5 separate regions of the Homo sapiens genome follow, and regions 1, 3, 4 and 5 are each linked to region 2. A link is a contact called in ENCODE Hi-C data. All regions are on one chromosome and are shown on one strand. The core of a region is the stretch at or near the end of the contact, and the rest is flanking DNA. Distances in the headings are between cores, read along the strand shown.

The links. A loop is a pair of places that touch in the nucleus more often than their neighbours do. Pooled maps may share reads with other maps.
Region 1: a map of naive thymus-derived CD4-positive, alpha-beta T cell shows a loop between it and region 2 (8-fold over the local background). The contact joins the enhancer-like site here to the promoter of SPOPL in region 2. A Hi-C loop is called at or near these places in 1 of 168 maps with a recorded cell type or tissue (naive thymus-derived CD4-positive, alpha-beta T cell), 2 of 37 single-sample maps with no recorded cell type and 2 of 50 pooled maps.
Region 3: a pooled map shows a loop between it and region 2 (7-fold over the local background). The contact joins the enhancer-like site here to the promoter of SPOPL in region 2. A Hi-C loop is called at or near these places in 6 of 50 pooled maps.
Region 4: a loop to region 2 is called in a pooled map, with 6 times the contacts of the local background. The contact joins the promoter of MGAT5 here to the promoter of SPOPL in region 2. A Hi-C loop is called at or near these places in 5 of 50 pooled maps.
Region 5: a loop to region 2 is called in a pooled map, with 2.1 times the contacts of the local background. The contact joins the enhancer-like site here to the promoter of SPOPL in region 2. A Hi-C loop is called at or near these places in 4 of 50 pooled maps.

The regions. Positions count from the first base shown.
Region 1 is chr2:143,139,119-143,142,313 of GRCh38, forward strand. All of the region lies in intron 1 of ARHGAP15 (Rho GTPase activating protein 15), which reads left to right. Among named protein-coding and RNA genes, the nearest start is that of ARHGAP15, 11 kb to the left of the region's middle. RefSeq lists an enhancer at 2,503-2,642. Within about 2 kb of position 1,914, at least 4 of the 41 ENCODE cell types and tissues checked have a DNase peak (open chromatin) inside an H3K27ac peak, as active enhancers do.
Region 2 is chr2:138,500,261-138,503,189 of GRCh38, forward strand. SPOPL (speckle type BTB/POZ protein like) reads left to right here and starts at 1,510. Exons shown (of 11, transcript NM_001001664.3): 1 at 1,510-1,859. It overlaps SPOPL-DT (SPOPL divergent transcript), which reads right to left and starts at 1,435. Exons shown (of 2, transcript NR_187149.1): 1 at 1,059-1,435; 2 at 1-620. RefSeq lists silencers at 1,406-1,945, 2,146-2,195.
Region 3 is chr2:134,231,230-134,234,349 of GRCh38, forward strand. It overlaps a transcript of MGAT5 not described here and the pseudogene RNA5SP104. Among named protein-coding and RNA genes, the nearest start is that of MGAT5, 21 kb to the right of the region's middle. Within about 2 kb of position 1,367, at least 9 of the 41 ENCODE cell types and tissues checked have a DNase peak (open chromatin) inside an H3K27ac peak, as active enhancers do.
Region 4 is chr2:134,252,685-134,255,844 of GRCh38, forward strand. MGAT5 (alpha-1,6-mannosylglycoprotein 6-beta-N-acetylglucosaminyltransferase) reads left to right here and starts at 1,388. Exons shown (of 16, transcript NM_002410.5): 1 at 1,388-1,960. The coding sequence starts at 1,720.
Region 5 is chr2:134,273,523-134,276,845 of GRCh38, forward strand. All of the region lies in intron 2 of MGAT5 (alpha-1,6-mannosylglycoprotein 6-beta-N-acetylglucosaminyltransferase), which reads left to right. Among named protein-coding and RNA genes, the nearest start is that of MGAT5, 21 kb to the left of the region's middle. Within about 2 kb of position 1,934, at least 3 of the 41 ENCODE cell types and tissues checked have a DNase peak (open chromatin) inside an H3K27ac peak, as active enhancers do.

The sequences.
Region 1 (3,195 bases), core at 664-3,163, 4.6 Mb after region 2:
ATTTCTAATTGTCACTTGATACTTCCTCTATGATATCCCATCAGCAGGTTAAACTGATTATGTCCCACATTAAATCCATGGCCTCTCCCAAGGGTTATTTTTGCCTTCCTTCCAATTTCGATTACATCTCTACTCCTGAAGTCATATTATTAAGGGACATGATATCATCCATATCATGTATTCCATACCACTTATTCCATACATCCAATCAATTGCCATACTCAAGCAGCATTTATTCCTTTCTTTCCGTTTGCACGTATCATCATGGTCACTATTGGTCATCTATTGAGTCTTGTCTAGATTATGGCAAAAGAGTCTCAGGCTTTTATATTGCTATTTCTCTTGCCTCTTTATTTTGCTTCTTATAAATGTATTTTAAGGCTTTAGGGTGATAGTTGGGTTTGAGTTAACTAATGCAAGTAATAATGTCTATCATCTATTTATATTCTATTTAGAATTTTAAAAGTCGTTTTGCATATGTTATTTTACTTGGTAATTCTAGAAAGCCAGTGACAAAGTGGGAGCTTTTAGTAGACTTCGTAGAAAAAGGCAGTGAAGCATGGAGAAATTGAATTGCGGGAGGACACAGAAGGGCTAGGACACATTTCAGGTATAACCATTAAAACATACTTTTTCTCAAATTTTAGTACGGAACTTTTTTCTTTCTTACAGAGATAGTAGTGGTATTAAAAGCACAAGCTGGGAAGTCAGAAAAAATAAAACTCAACTCTGGGCCCTACCACTTGCTAGATCCTGTATGATATTTTGGGCAAGTTACTTAATCTTTCTGAGTCTGCATTGGCTCATCTGTAAAATGGTGAGTTTCCTCCCAAGGAAAAAATATAAAATGATGTATGTAAAGATGTTTACCCTGCATGAGGCACATAGTAAATCACTTTAAAAAGGTTAAACGCGGTGGTAAGAGTAGCAGTAGTAATTGTTTTATCAGGTCTTGAATCAAAGAGTGACTTTTTTTTCTTCACTATGATGTAAAAATCATGCTATGATAATTTTGGTTTATTTCAATTCTAAGTATTATGATAAAATTATGAAACTCATCAAAAGCAATTTCTTGCTATTAGTTTCATTTTCTCAATACAGCTGTGTGGGGGAGTATAGTATAGCTGTGTGGGCAAAGGGAAGAAGAGATAACTCTTTTCTTGTTTGTTTACCAATTTTTAGTTGATATGGTAGTTTTCCTTCAAGCAGCTCAAGATGTACCCTCACCAAAAATACCCTTTAATTATGAAGAATTAATATTTATCACATAAAACAATTCAAAAACAGGTAGGCAGCCACTGACTCTTATGCCTGAAATTAAAATGAAGCAAAGAAAAACAGCAAACACGAGGAGAGAAAAGAAAGTAGAATTCTCTTCATGCACTTTTATTTTAAATCTAAATTTTTGCATGGAGTGGTAAGGTAGTAAGGTAGATAGTCCACAAGACAGATCTACTAGGGTCCTAGAAAAATAATTCTGAGAAGGGAACATATAAAAGGAAACTAGGAAGTCCTGAGAGTATAGATTGCTAACCCAGTAAAGAAGTCTTTTGTCTTTTTTTTTCTTCCTTTCTTTTGTTTAATTTTCCTTTGAGGAAACCAACTCAGGATTCTATATATGTAGGTTGAATGAATATCCCAACTCAGTCCTAATTTTGAAAGCAATTGGTGTTAGCGCATCCACTTAATGAGAACAAGGTGCAGCAGAGGGGAACCCACGTGCTGACAAAATGCTGGGAAGACAACCAGCTATGGTGCTGTCCACAGAAAGCTTGCTGTATCCTATGGCCAGCTGGCATTGAGCTTTAGGTTTGAAGTCTGGCATTAGCAAAGGGGATTAGCAAGTGGGCAGTAGGTTCAGGGTGGGAAACCAGCTTGACAAAAAACCTGGAGACCAGTCAGCATGGCAGATGTGTAGAGCATACACACCCTGGAGCAGGGATGGGGGAAGGTGAAATGCAGTGATCTGACTTCTCCTGACCATGATGAGCTGTATGGTGCATACATTTGGCAGCTTTAGATGTGGAGAGGTATGCAGGAAACACAGGAATCCAACAACACTTGGGATTTGGAGTCACAGTCATTCTAATCTTGGTGGCAAACTTGAACATGCTGGAAATGCTCATGGCCTGGGGGAGTTCAAGACAGGGGATTTCAGACAGTGCTGAATGAATATACCAATTTCAGTACTAATTCTGAAACCAGTTGGTATTAGGGCATTGAATTAATGAGAGCAAGGCATGGGACCAAGTGTCTATAATGTCCTAAGTACAATACAGAGCAACAACACTGACAAATACAGTGTCTGACTTTAAGGAGCCCACAGTCAATTTGGGCAGAAGAGACACACAGCTCAAATAGAGAACAGAAACCAATATAAGGCAGGATATAATTATCTGCCAAAATATAATAGAAACAGTAGAGGAGGCAGAGAAAAGAGAGGGAGGAAAAGGGGAACTTGCTTAGCAAGAGCAAAGAGCACAGCACAATATCCTACTCGTTGTAACTAAGATCATGTTGAGAAAATTGTAAGAATAAATGAAGTAATGTGAATGTCTGACGATCCTCTTTCTAAAGCAGTAGTACAAATGCAAATGCAAATGCAGTCTCCTGGTTCTGCTCTTCATTTGCGATCTTACCAGCTTAGATTTAAAAATAATGAAATACTGAAAATAATATTGACTTAATAGGCAGCACAATCACCATTCAACCCATACATCAGAGGAGCAATGTTCCTAGGGGTGATTGACACTACGAGCCACAGTCGGGAATGCCTGCAGGCCAGTTGGGATATCTATACAAGATAAGTGGGTAGGAGAGGACCTGTAGACAAGAGAACGTCTATATGATGCCTTGTCTATAGGATGTAGAAGCTGTCCACCCGCAGCTGTCTCTTACCATACACACCTGGATCAGTTTGCCACATTTTATGAATTTTCAAGAGAAGACATATAGACATACTTTTCTGTTTTTTTTTAAAAGTAACAACCCTCATTTTTCAATTGGAAATTGATTCAAAACATTCCAAAACATTGTTCAGGCCCAACAACATATGTCTGTGGGTTGAATTTGGTTGGCAGTCTGCCGATTTTCCACCTCTTCTTGAATTTATAGCTGCTCCTAAAAAAGCAGGAGCAGAGGGTAATGATTAGAGAGAACTGGAGTCCTCCAAATAACTTCTGTATATGCAATAAA
Region 2 (2,929 bases), core at 260-2,759:
GGATCGCGCCACTGCACTCCAGCCTGGCGTACAAAGCGAGATCCTGTCTCAAACAAACAAAAAGAAAAAAGAAATAAAAAAGACAGCTAATGTAGTATTAATTTGAAATGAGGGGGATCTGCCTGTCCAGTATTCAAATCCCAGTAACCTCTGGATGAATTACTTGCCATTTCTAGTTCTTGTCGCTTAATTTTAAGATGGAAATTTCTACGTTGAAGTTTTAGAGAGGTTGTTGAGAGAACAGAGACGATACAAGTCCATGCTTAGAATACTCAGTACATAGCAAAATAATAAATATTTTCCCTCTGCCCTCTCTCTTTTCTTGGAAAGCCAGGTAAGCAATGAGAAGTTGGTTTATGGCCAGGTGTGGTGGTTCACGCCTGCAAATCCCAGCACTTTGGGAGACCAAGGTGGGAGGATCCCTTGAGCTCAGGAGTTCGAGATCTGCTTGGGCCACATAGCAAGACCTCGTCTCCACAAAAAATTAAGATTACCTGGGCGTGGCACATTCCTGTAGTCCCAGCTACGGGAGGCTGAGTTGGGAGGATCACTTTAGCCTAGGAGGTCGAGGCTGCAGTGAGCTGTGATGGCACCACTGCACTCCAGCCTGGGTGACAGCCCTGTCAAAAACAAAACAAAACAAAAATTGCTGACGTATGCACAGTTAAAGCAAAAAGAGTTGGGATCCTTGAATGACGTTCATGTCTGTTCTGGCAAAGCCGGGATTGTTGGTCCCCCAAACTTCTTTAAAGAAGTTTACTCCTGGTAGCTCGATTAAGTATCTTTGTCCCATGGCCGTGGGGAATAAAAAGTTCAGTTGTCACCCCCTTTTTAAACTAAATGTCCGAAGAGACAAGGCAATCCCATCCTCTCTTCACACATTTGTGCAGGTGCAGCTTTATTTCCCACCGTGCGGTCCCAGGAGGCCGCCTGGTCTTCTGCGCTCACTTCCTAGGCATCCCTGGCCGCCCCTCGGCAGCCTCTCCTTCTGGCCTGAGACTTCCAGCTGAGCCTCATCCCCTCCACCTGAAAACTGCTCCATGGGGCACTTCATCTACCTGGAAAGTTCTCGATTTCCAACTGGAGCCTGTATACTGCTGGTTGTGTCTCAGCAGTTATTACAGCTCTGGGCTTACAACGGGAGCTTAGCAAAAGTTCCACCCTGGCTTCCTAGACTGCTACAGCTCCAAGAAAAATCCTGTGCGCACAAACGGCCGCCGCCTTTGGCGTCTCCCGCGGATTAGACCAGTTAGGAGGTCTCAGTAGGCTTTTAGGCAGGACAAGTTTTACGCCTGGCCAAATAAGGGTCAGACTAAGCAAGGCGCCTCCGTGCGCCTAGCCAGAGCGGTGCCGGCTGCGGAACCTGCCCCGCCGGGAGCCTAGTGCCATGCAGCAGCGGCGGCGGTGGCGGCTTCCCAAGCGCGGCGGCAAATCCGGGCCCGCCCGGAAGTGCCCGGCGCTGTAGGAGGGAGCAAGGGCCCAGGAGCCGCCGCCGCCGCCGCCGCGCGCACGCGCCCTCGCGGGCTGGAGCCGGGGCTGGAGTCGTAACTCGGAAGCCGGAGCCCAGACGGGCCCGCGGCGGGGGGGTGGGGGCTGCGCGGGGGCGGGAGTGGCGGAGGTGGCCGCCCCTGGCGGCGGGTTTGTTTATCCCGGGGAAGAAGTTTAGGAGCGGGAGATAGGGAAGGAGGGCGGGTCGGGGAGGAGGGATGCGGTTCGGCGGAGGCGGCCGCCACAGGGACTTGCCGCCATCACCCCTGCTGCCACCACCGCAGCCTCGGGCTCCCAGGGCGGACACGGCCACCGCCTCAGCGGGAGAGGAGTCTCCACCAGGACTGACCGCTGCCGCCCAGCACGTCCAGGTAGGCGCCCCTTCCCCTCCCCCCAGTCCCCGCGGCAGCCCCAGGCGCTTGCTCCCCTCCCCCGGCTCTCCGTAGACCGGCGGCCTCCTGCTCGCGCCTCACTGCGCCCTCTGCTCTCTGGGTCCCGGACCCCTGCTCGGGCGGCGAGCTCCGGCCTGCTCTGGGGACTACCTCCCACGCCCCCGGACCGCCCTTCCCTCGCGCGGCGGCACCACTTTCCCCGGGGTTGCCCCCAATCCCTCCTTGATTTCCCAGCCTCCACCTTCCAGGATCCCCTTTAGTTTTACCCCCGGGCCTCGCCCCTTCTTTTCCTCTGGCTTCTCTCCTCCTCTATACCTGTATACCTCCACACCTGCCCCTTTTTACCTGAGTGCTGCCCAAAGGCAGAAACTGCATGCTCTGCCACCGCGCAGCGTCCACTTTCATACCTCCTCATCCCAAATACAGACACTTGAAACTCTCGTCCCTGTTAGCCCATTTTAGGCAGAGTTCTCAGCTTCGCAGACCGCTCACTACCTCCAGTCCGGTGGTCATGCCTTTAACCTCTCTTTAACCTGCTTTCTAATACATTTTTGCTCACTTATACCAGAGTACATCAAGCTAACCGCGCGGTTCGGGGTCCAAGTCTTCAAAGAGCCCACTTGTATTCCTGCTGCTCTCCTTTTTCCTAATTCTTTTTGAGTCAATGTATTTGTATATTGATTCAACATAAAAGAAAAGGGAAGGTAGCATTTTCTCTCTCAAAGCAGTCACACAACCCAGTAGAAATAAGATTCACCATCTGCTTATCCTAACTTTCGCTTGTCTCTTTCCTGACTGAACTCTGTCATTCAGTGATTCTTTCCAGGCTTCTGATGCTTTGTCTATTTTTGAATAATCTTGGGCCTAGTTTGACCCATTGTGGTACTCACTTTCCCACTTGCAATTGAATCCACTGTTTCTTGGACTAGAAACTGACAGAGGTAAAAGGTTCATACCTTGAAAAATTACATCTCTCCTGCCACGATGAGATTGGTGGAATATTTCAAATTACCATTTCATCATTCTTGTGAGAAATGTTGCCTAGTGGT
Region 3 (3,120 bases), core at 117-2,616, 4.3 Mb before region 2:
GTTCTGATATTGGAAGCTAAGCAGAGTTGAGCCTGGTTGGCACTTATATGGGAGAAAAGTTATAAAGCTGATTGTTGTAATGCTTGTACAACTCTGAGCCCAGTAAAAACCATTATATTGTATATTTTAAGTTGGTTAATTGTATGGTATGTGAATTATATTTCAGTAAACTGTTACAAAAAGGGTTTATAACCTAGACAAATAATTATCAAATAAACTGCATTCCTCTGTGGTGGGTGGTAAATGCTTCCTGTGTAGCAATGTACAAATTCCTATGTCAAGATCTTCATAGGCTGTCTTGATGTCTTCTCATGTGGAATTCTTCCTTTCACTTTGGAACACCATTTCTTAAAGAGATTATGGCAAAGTGAAATAATTAGTTGCTTGATTTATTGATGGATGATTTCCCTCATTCACCCTCTGGAGTTCTTTTAATAGAAATGTTAGAAACCCAGACCCTCTAGAACCTGTGGGGAGCAGCTTGGTTGAGTAGCTCTCTACCCACTGGAGGTATTTGGGGAAAGATCACTGGGTTTGTGGCTGGCTGTGAAAATGATCAGACCAGGGCGGGGCCAAGTGGCTGACATGGCTGAGTAGTGGCTGGTCCTTCTTGCCTGCTGTGCCGAGTTGTCTGTCCCCTGGTACTTTACACCCAGTGAGTTGAGGAAGAAGGAATTACCTCTCTAGACAAAGATCGTTCTGTCTGCAATATATGATATAGTACTATTGCTCTGTGGAAGCTTCAGGCAGCCATCCTCCCTCACAAACCAGCTCCTCCATTTTCCTGTCTTGGTGAATGACATGTCACCTTTTCCTCAGCTGCCCAAGCTGGAAGCCTAGTGGTCATTCTATACTCCTCCTCCTCCTCCTCGTCTTCCCTCATTCCTTCCAGTTAGTCATTGCCCACTGTCCTGCTGATTTGACCTCTTAAGTATTTCTAGCATTTGGTTTCTTATTATGACTGGACTGCCACTACCCTGTTCAGGCCTTTATTGGACTCATTTCTCACCCGGATTTTCATGAGCCACCCTTCAAACCCATCCTCTACACAGCAGCCAATATCAAATATGGTGGCCTCAGCACTGTTAAATGTCTTCAGTGATTTACCTGCCATTTGGTGGTGGTTCTTACTCAACAGGGGAGGAGTTTCAGATCATCTAGGAACCAGAACCCTTTTCAAAGTATTTAGGTGTATATCCTATTCTGGACCCATTAGCTGAAGAGGGGCCTTGGGAAAGGGCTTCTACATCTTGAAAAATCTCCCCAAACAGGATGATACCCAATAAGTAATGCTTAGAAAACAATTTATTTTGAAATAATTTCACAGGAAGTTGTAAAAACAGTACAAAGAGACCCACGGACCCATCCTTCCCCAGATTTCATGCTCTGTTACAATACCAAACCAGGAAGTTGATACTAACAGGTTACTGTTAATAGACCACAGACCTATGTAATGTTTTTTTAATGCCCATTTTTCTTGTTAGGTTGGAGTGTGGCACTTCCTGCTAACCTGAGATGTTAGATTATTTCTTAACTGGTGCACATTTTCATTTAAGAATGGCATGGGTCTTCTTGATTCTGTGGGTGGTGGTTGTTATGGTGTGTTATGGTGTGTCTTCTTGTATGTACATGTGTGTGAGATATTGGTGGCAATTACCAGTTTTTCCTTGCAGAGTGAATTATATCCCCAAAGAGTTTGCCAAGAATACATTTGAGTAATGTAATTCTGTCTAGTGACCTAAGGTCATAACTTTCTTAAGTTAAAAAGTTAAAACTGCCACAACAGGTTTTATGCTAGAAGAATAGTATAGACATTGATTCTTCTTGAATCCAAGATTCAGTTAGCTTAAAATGATGTCATCGTGAGTTGTTTTCCAGGTATGTGTAAATCTGACTTTGTTTTTTGTAGATTGTAAAATATAAGGGTACAGGGCTGGTTCTGTGTTTTATTTTGTTTTCTGTACTTGTTTTATTCATAAGTCTAAAATATAGTGTCTACCAGGGAATGGCTCTATGCAATGAATCACAGTGTAGTTTTGCTTTGAGAGATGGGGTATTACTATGGGTCATAATGAATTCAGTGGAATGGATTTCAGACTTTTAGGTGCTGACCCAGAAAATTCTTTGAAGTAGCAATCTTTACCAATGCTAGGAATTGGGCTAGTCTGCTTTGCTTCCTCATCAAAACTGATGGACAAGATAGAAAATGCCTTTTTATCAGTTACAGTAACATTTTGCTGACACTTGGTGCATTTTTTTTATGTGTTTCACACAGATATGCTTACATCCTTTGAGAAAAGGAACTGAAGGGAAGAAAGAAAACCACAACTGCTTTAGAATAAAACTAGGTCAGCAAAGGCAGATCTTAATGTATTTAGATCAGGCAGAAGGCTAGGTCCTTCCACCTTACTCACAGAGGCCTCTGGGGCTCATTGTAGGAGTCATGAGACTTCTCCAGTAACTCTCATCAAGGATCGGTCACTAGACTAGGCCCTTTGCAAATTTAAACCCTGCAGGTAGACATTTTACAGATAAGGAAACTGGATCTTCATTTCTGTAACTTCAAGAGGGCACAGGGCTGGCTTATGTCAGTGCAGAGATTTTAATCTGAATCTAATTCCCAAGCCTCTCTGCCACACCAGATTGCCTCTCTATTCATGCACAACACTCTAGGTTTGACTCTGGCTCTCTTGAATAATTCCGAAGCAGACTTCTAAGAGAGGATTGCAAAGGCCAACTTCTTTCACAGCTGAGAAGCTGCCTTCTGAGGTGTATCTCTGAGTGGAGAAATCAGAACGCTAGATGCTATGTCCTTTCATGATGGGTAATAATCTCATTAGAGCAGGGAGACTTTGTGGTCTAAAGAGAGAAGGAAACAGTCAGTTGAAAGTTGCTCATGTGTTTCATTTTTCTGTGTTTCTCATACTTTGTTATTGATGTGATGAAGTAGTTGGGGGCTGAGAAGGAAGCCGGGGATTGGGGGCAGGGGTTGGTGGGAGTCAAGACTTACAGGTTCTTCCAAGAGACTCCTAGAGCAGTGATGCCTATAGTTTGCAAGGGCACCACCAGCAGCCATCTTTATTAACCAAGGGGGCTACAAGGACTTTTCCCAACAGATAT
Region 4 (3,160 bases), core at 138-2,637, 4.2 Mb before region 2:
GTTAAGAGGTAGATAGTAAATATTTTAGGCCTTCTGGGCTACAAAGAGTATCTGTTACATATTTTTTATTGCTTTTCATGACCCATTAAGCATATATATATCATTCTCTGCCATATACAAACAGGCTGTTGGGGGAGTGAGGATGATGTAGGGAAGGTGGGGCATGGTTTAATAACCCCTGGGCCATGCCTAGATGATCAGTCCTCTGCCACATAGCTGGCTGACCTTTGCCAAGTTAATCACCTTTTACCTTTATTTTCTCATGTTTCTAATAAAACAGAGACGATAATATTCATACTTCTTACCATATAGAACTTCTGAGGATTCAGTGAGCAAAGCCACAAAAGATGGTATGTCACAATATCTGGGATATAGCTAGAATTTATAATTTATTTTTACTCTGTTGATAGGCAATGGGAAAACAGTAAGAGGCAGACCAACAGTGATCCAGGGCTCTGAAAGCTAATTGCTTCAAGATCCTGCTACCATTTTCTTTTGGGCCGCTTGCAAAGAAGAATCCTTTGACTGAAGCATGTATGTACACTCTGAAGTACAGCCTGGGTTAGTCTCTTATAAGGGATCGGATCATTGCTCAGCCTCTCCCTTGAGTGGCACTTAGAAAATGGCGCTATTCGTAAGCTGACTGGTATTGGGCCCAGGACTCTGGCTGAAGGGGTGGGCATGCTGGTAACCATTTGCAACCTATGCTCAGGTCCTACTTGTTGGGAAGCCCTGATTGAGAAGAGTGGCCTGGTCTGTGCTGGCATTAGATAGGATCTGGCTGCATTAATATTGAAACTACTCTGCCTTTTAATGTCTCATTTTGCCTCATGGTGGGAGTGAAAGTGAGAACCACAGAAAATCTGCCTGCCAGGTGTTCCACATTTCTTGTGCTACAGCATGCAAGTGAGCAGTGAGGTGTACCTTTTCCTCATGTAGCTGGGAAAGCAATACCCCTGCTTGTACCTCTGGCATATCTTCTCTGTGCTGGTGCACCTAGAGAGGTTGCCTGGTGGCCCTGAGAGAGCCATCTCATCACTAAACACTGATGGTGAAAGCTGGCCATGCTCAAATAAGATGTAGCAATCTACCTCTTCTTTGTCTAGTTACCCCCAAGGGGGCATCCACTTTCTTGCTCACCTCACCAGTTGCATGTTCTAGTCCTTGCCAGAAGCACATAATAATGACTTTGTAAGCTTAAGTTACAGGCACACAAAAGGGCCTGATGGTGATATGACTCCACCCTCCCCGTTTTTGCTGACATTCCGCCAAATATCCTTCTGTCTCCTCCCCACCTTGCAAAACAAACTTCCTGTTTTGAATTTGGTCCAGGCTGGAACAGCCCCACTACACCTGTTAACACACGCAGACGCACACTTCCCCCTTCATAATTGCTTAGCTTCTTGTTGCCTAGCCAGATTTCCCCTCAGCTTACAGTTCCTGAATCATAAGATATTGAACCAGCAAATTTAAGAGTTGACATTTTACTTAGAGGTATTCAAGTGAAAACATGGCTTCTGGTTTATTTTGCTGTATTGTGCCATGACCACTTGGCTAATTCTTCTCCTCCTTCACAGCAGAATGGAAGTGAGGAAAGGCAACCAGCTGACACAGGAGCCAGAGTGAGACCAGCAGACTCTCACACTCAACCTACACCATGAATTTGTGTCTATCTTCTACGCGTTAAGAGCCAAGGACAGGTGAAGTTGCCAGAGAGCAATGGCTCTCTTCACTCCGTGGAAGTTGTCCTCTCAGAAGCTGGGCTTTTTCCTGGTGACTTTTGGCTTCATTTGGGGTATGATGCTTCTGCACTTTACCATCCAGCAGCGAACTCAGCCTGAAAGCAGCTCCATGCTGCGCGAGCAGATCCTGGACCTCAGCAAAAGGTACATCAAGGCACTGGCAGAAGAAAACAGGAATGTGGTGGATGGGCCATACGCTGGAGTCATGACAGCTTATGGTAAGCACTGTTTCTGGGACCTCTCCATTAAAGTGTGCCTTGGCCTTGAAATGGCCCTAGAAGCTCCCAGATATGGTCTTGTCATGGACTGAATGTCCTTTGCCACTGCCTTCATAAGCAGTGAATTGCACACAGAGAGGCATCTTTAGGAAATTAAAGCAATGCCATTTTGGGGGTTCTGAGCTGGTGTATGCAGACACACTTTCCCCTGGAGTCAGTGGGTTAGTATAGTTAGGGCTCTATTGGTTGTGTTTGCAGCTAGCTCCTTCTCCCTGAACACATTTCAGGAACCATGTGATCTCATGTGGGAGTGAGTTCAGGGAATGCTGAAAAATATTCTCATCTTTCCCTAAACAAAACTTAATTAAGGCTGGTGGGGGTGAGGTGAAGAGGATGGGGAGGAATGTTCTATGGAAGCCAGTAAACTTAGAGCCAATTGTGTTCCTCCCTCCAGCCAATAAATATGACACTGGCACTTGCATGCTGGTGAGTTTTAACCTTTGGCTTCTTGAGGTTATGTTGCTCTTCTTCTTGCCCTTGTCTCTAACTGCCCTCACTTTGAAAGGAATCTTTGTGTACTTGTTGCTTTTTCTTTAAAGAATTTTTTTCAGAATTCTTTTTGAAATCAGAAAGAGTAAAAAAATACACATATGGGATGTAACTTATTTTTCTTTTATGTTTAATATAGAAAAAGTTGGAAGCTGTAGACAAGCAAAAAAAGAAAAAAATTACACATAAGTCTACTACTCCAGGCAATAACCACAATTAACATTTCAGTGTGTATTTTTCTGATACTTTGCATACACACACAAATATATATATACATATATATACATATATACATATATATACACATATATACACATATATATATACACACACATATATATATACATACACATACACACACAAATACTTGGAAAAAAATTGCAAATGGAATTTAGATCATGCTGTGTTTTGCAGAGCAGACTTGGTCTGTAGAAGATGACCTGTTGTTGAGTGACAAGAGTCTGATCATTGAATTGAGGTTTCAGTGGTCTCACTGAAGTGGTCTCCCTGATAGTATAGATGAGATGCAAGAATGGGGTTAGGTGAGGTGGAGAAAGTGGAGTTGTGTTTTGTGACCCACTCAAGGAAGGTGCCCTGAAGTATGCCGATTTCAAATCGTGATTCCCAAAAATGTGCAGCAACAGTTCAGTT
Region 5 (3,323 bases), core at 684-3,183, 4.2 Mb before region 2:
GCTAATATATCTTCTGGTTGGCTATAAACTGTCTCTAAATTGGGTACCATAGCAATTGAAGAAGGATTCCCTAAATTTATTTTCTTTAGGGGGATAGCTCTGTGTGTGTGTGTGTGTGTGTGTCTGTGTGTCTCCTTATTTTTTCTCTCTAGCTGTGTTCTGTGTAGCTTTTATCCAGTATGGCTTATCTTCACAAATTTATCACCGAGGGTTTTTTAATGTGAAAGTAAATTTGCCCCTAGGGAAATTTAGGTGGAAATGAGCTTTATTAAAATCAAGAAATCAGATTGAACTGGATTTTTGAGCTCTGTTTGTCTTGTTGAAGAGAAAGGGGACTCAAAGGAATGAAAAAGCAGATTTTTAAAATCCCCACCCTTCCACCAATCACACAGTAAATTAATTTCTCCATATTCACTTTCTGAAAGGGCTTGAAGGGCCTTCGTCAAAATTCTCTCCTTTTAGAATGATGCTTTGAATTTTAGAAAGACCCATTCTGTCTTTCTCTAGTTTTGTGATCTTAAGTGAGGAAGTGGAGCGAATAGGATTGGATCTGTGGTTCTTTGTCATGTACCTGAAATGGGGAAAAGGTAAAAAGTATACATATCTGATCATGAAAATGCTTGCCTTCTAAGGACTGAATGTCTGATATATCTTTGTTCTGCCCATAGTGTCTTGATTGTAGCCTTACCTGTTGAAGATAATTCAGTAAATATTGCTCACATGGATTGGTTTCTATTGGAGGGAACAGCATTTGGTTTCACCACCTGGAAGAGTTTCTTCTTATAGTTCTTCTTCTCAATTTACATTTGTGGTGATTTGCCTAGAAGTCGGACTTGGTATTTCGTTTCCCTAGTTCTCAGACCTTAGCAGACACCGCCTAAGAAGTGGGACTGCCTTTTTTGTTGGTCAGGACTGAACTTCCCATCAATGGTTATGGGATGTGGAGGCTTCATAGGATGTGATAGTTACAATCCTAGATGTGATAGTTACAATCCTAGATTGTGATACTTTAGAGGACAAGAACATTGTGTAGCTCTCTACGGGGTAGTGTATGTATGTGCATGTGTACACATTTATTTATACTCTCAATAAAGAGTTGTCATTCAAGGTCAGCTGAATAACTGGCCAGTGCTGACTGTTCCTTAAAAGCCAAAACCATAATGATAGCATCCAAGTGGTGTTGTGATGACTTAATAATTGCAAGGTCACTTGGGAAGCAGAACCACAAAATCAAAGGTACAGGTATAACTCAAGCGACAGTTTCCTGGTATTTAATCCAAGTTGAACTTACAGCAACCCTGCATTTTTTCCAAAGTGGGGAGCGATATGCAACACTTTCTAGTATTTGGGGTTGAAGTGCAATGTATTTGAATTTGGAAGCTGTTCTTAAAAACAGCAACCATTATTATTATTCTTACCATTTGAAAGTTGAAAATGAAAAATGTCCCTGCTGAGTTCCAGGGCTTGCATTTGGAAGTGCAATTTCCCCCTCTTTGTGCTGCTAATGGACCTTGAAATTTAGTTGTACCTGTGCTCTTTCCTTGTATGTGTACCCATGTCATCAGTTTGTGTTGAAGTAGCACCTGAAGTGTCCCAGCTCCACCCCTGGGCAGTGGCTCAGCAGATGACTTTCCCAGGGTCAGATACTGGTATGTCAGTGAGATCCCAGATGCTACTGAGAGACGGGAGAGAGATGAGATTGCAGGTGGCTTCCTATTAAGTTGAGCAAGAAGCAAATATGTTCTGTCTATCTACCTGTCACTTTCTGTTTTGTTATTTGCAATGGTAACAATAAATATGTGGACCCTTGTCAGAAGCTATTCTTTTGGTATCTTTACAGAAAAATGCTTGTCTTTGTTGGTATGGTTTTCACTTTGTGTGGTCAAGGATATTTTGTTTTTATTTAGAAGAAGAAAGACAGTTCAGAAGTGATGGTGATCTTTGAGGAAGTGAATTTATAGCAGTGATTAACAGCTGTGGGCGATTTTGCCCCCAGGGGACACATGTCAATGTCAGGACACATTTTGGTTTTCACAAATGAAGAGGTGCTATTTCCTTTTTTTTTTTTTTTTTTTTTTTTTGAGACAGTCTCGCTCTGTTGCTCAGGCCAGAATGCAGTGGCACTATCACAGCTCTTTGCAGCCTCGACCTTCCATGTCCCCACCCCCTGCCGCCTCAGCCTTCTGAGTAGCTGGGACTACAGGCAATGTGCCATCATGCCCGGCAAATTCTTTTTTCTTATTTTTTGTAGAGAATGGGGTCTTGCTATGTTGCCCAGGCTGGTTGGGCTCCTAGGCTCAAACGATCCTCCCACCTCAGCCTCCCAAAGTGCTGGGATTACAAGCATGAGCCACTGTGACTGGCCTATTTATTTCTAATAGATGAGGACAAGAGATGCTGCAAAAAGCATCCTACAATATATAAGACACTGCCCATAATAGAAGTATCCAGCCCCAAATGTCAATTGTGGCAGGTTTGTGAAATTCCGATCTATGAGATACTGTTAGAATCTGGTGCCAGCAGATATTTTCACCTATGGTTAGTGCAGAAAGACGCCTGAGACGCTGAAGTTTCCTGATTGCCAGCTGAGACCTAAAGTTCCTTTCCCTTTTCCTAGCAAGGCTGTTCACAAGCCCCCCCACCCCCGCCGCCCGCCAATCTCCACCTCATTTAGCTTTGCCACTGGTCTTGGAGGCCTCCAAGGAAAGAGATTTTAGAAACTCCCAGAAGACTATTTTAGGATCCTGCCCTTAAGGAACTCCTTTCCTGGCCCACAGTGTGCTTTTGGCAATGTACATTTTACTTCTGCTTCTATAGAAGGTAATTATTTCTTCTCGTGAAAGGACCACTAATTCCGGATAACAATGGTACAAAGTAGTCTTAGAGAATGGGTTTAAATTGCAGAATGTTTTAGAAGAAATTCTTTGTTATTTTAAGCAAAGTATATAATTATCAAGATATGAGAGAGTAAATTAAATAAGTTAAAGAAAACAAGACAGGTCCCCAAAGATCTACTTTACATCAGAAAATACCCTTGACAGCATACTTGGAGCAATATTGAAGAAAATGAGACTAGAGAGTTAATTGGGATTTGTGATGCATTTTCAATGTTAAATGAAGGAGTTTCTATTTTGTTCCCTGGGCCGTGGCAGTTGATGAGAGGTTTAAAGTAGGAGGATGAATAGGTGTGAGGTCTGTATTTCCAGAGAATAATTATGGGCCATGTGGAGTGAAATGCATATGAATGGGTGAGAGAGACTGCATTTAATCTTCAGTTAGGAGGAGAATGCCCTGGGTTAGAGATGTTCCTATGGCCCAGGGAG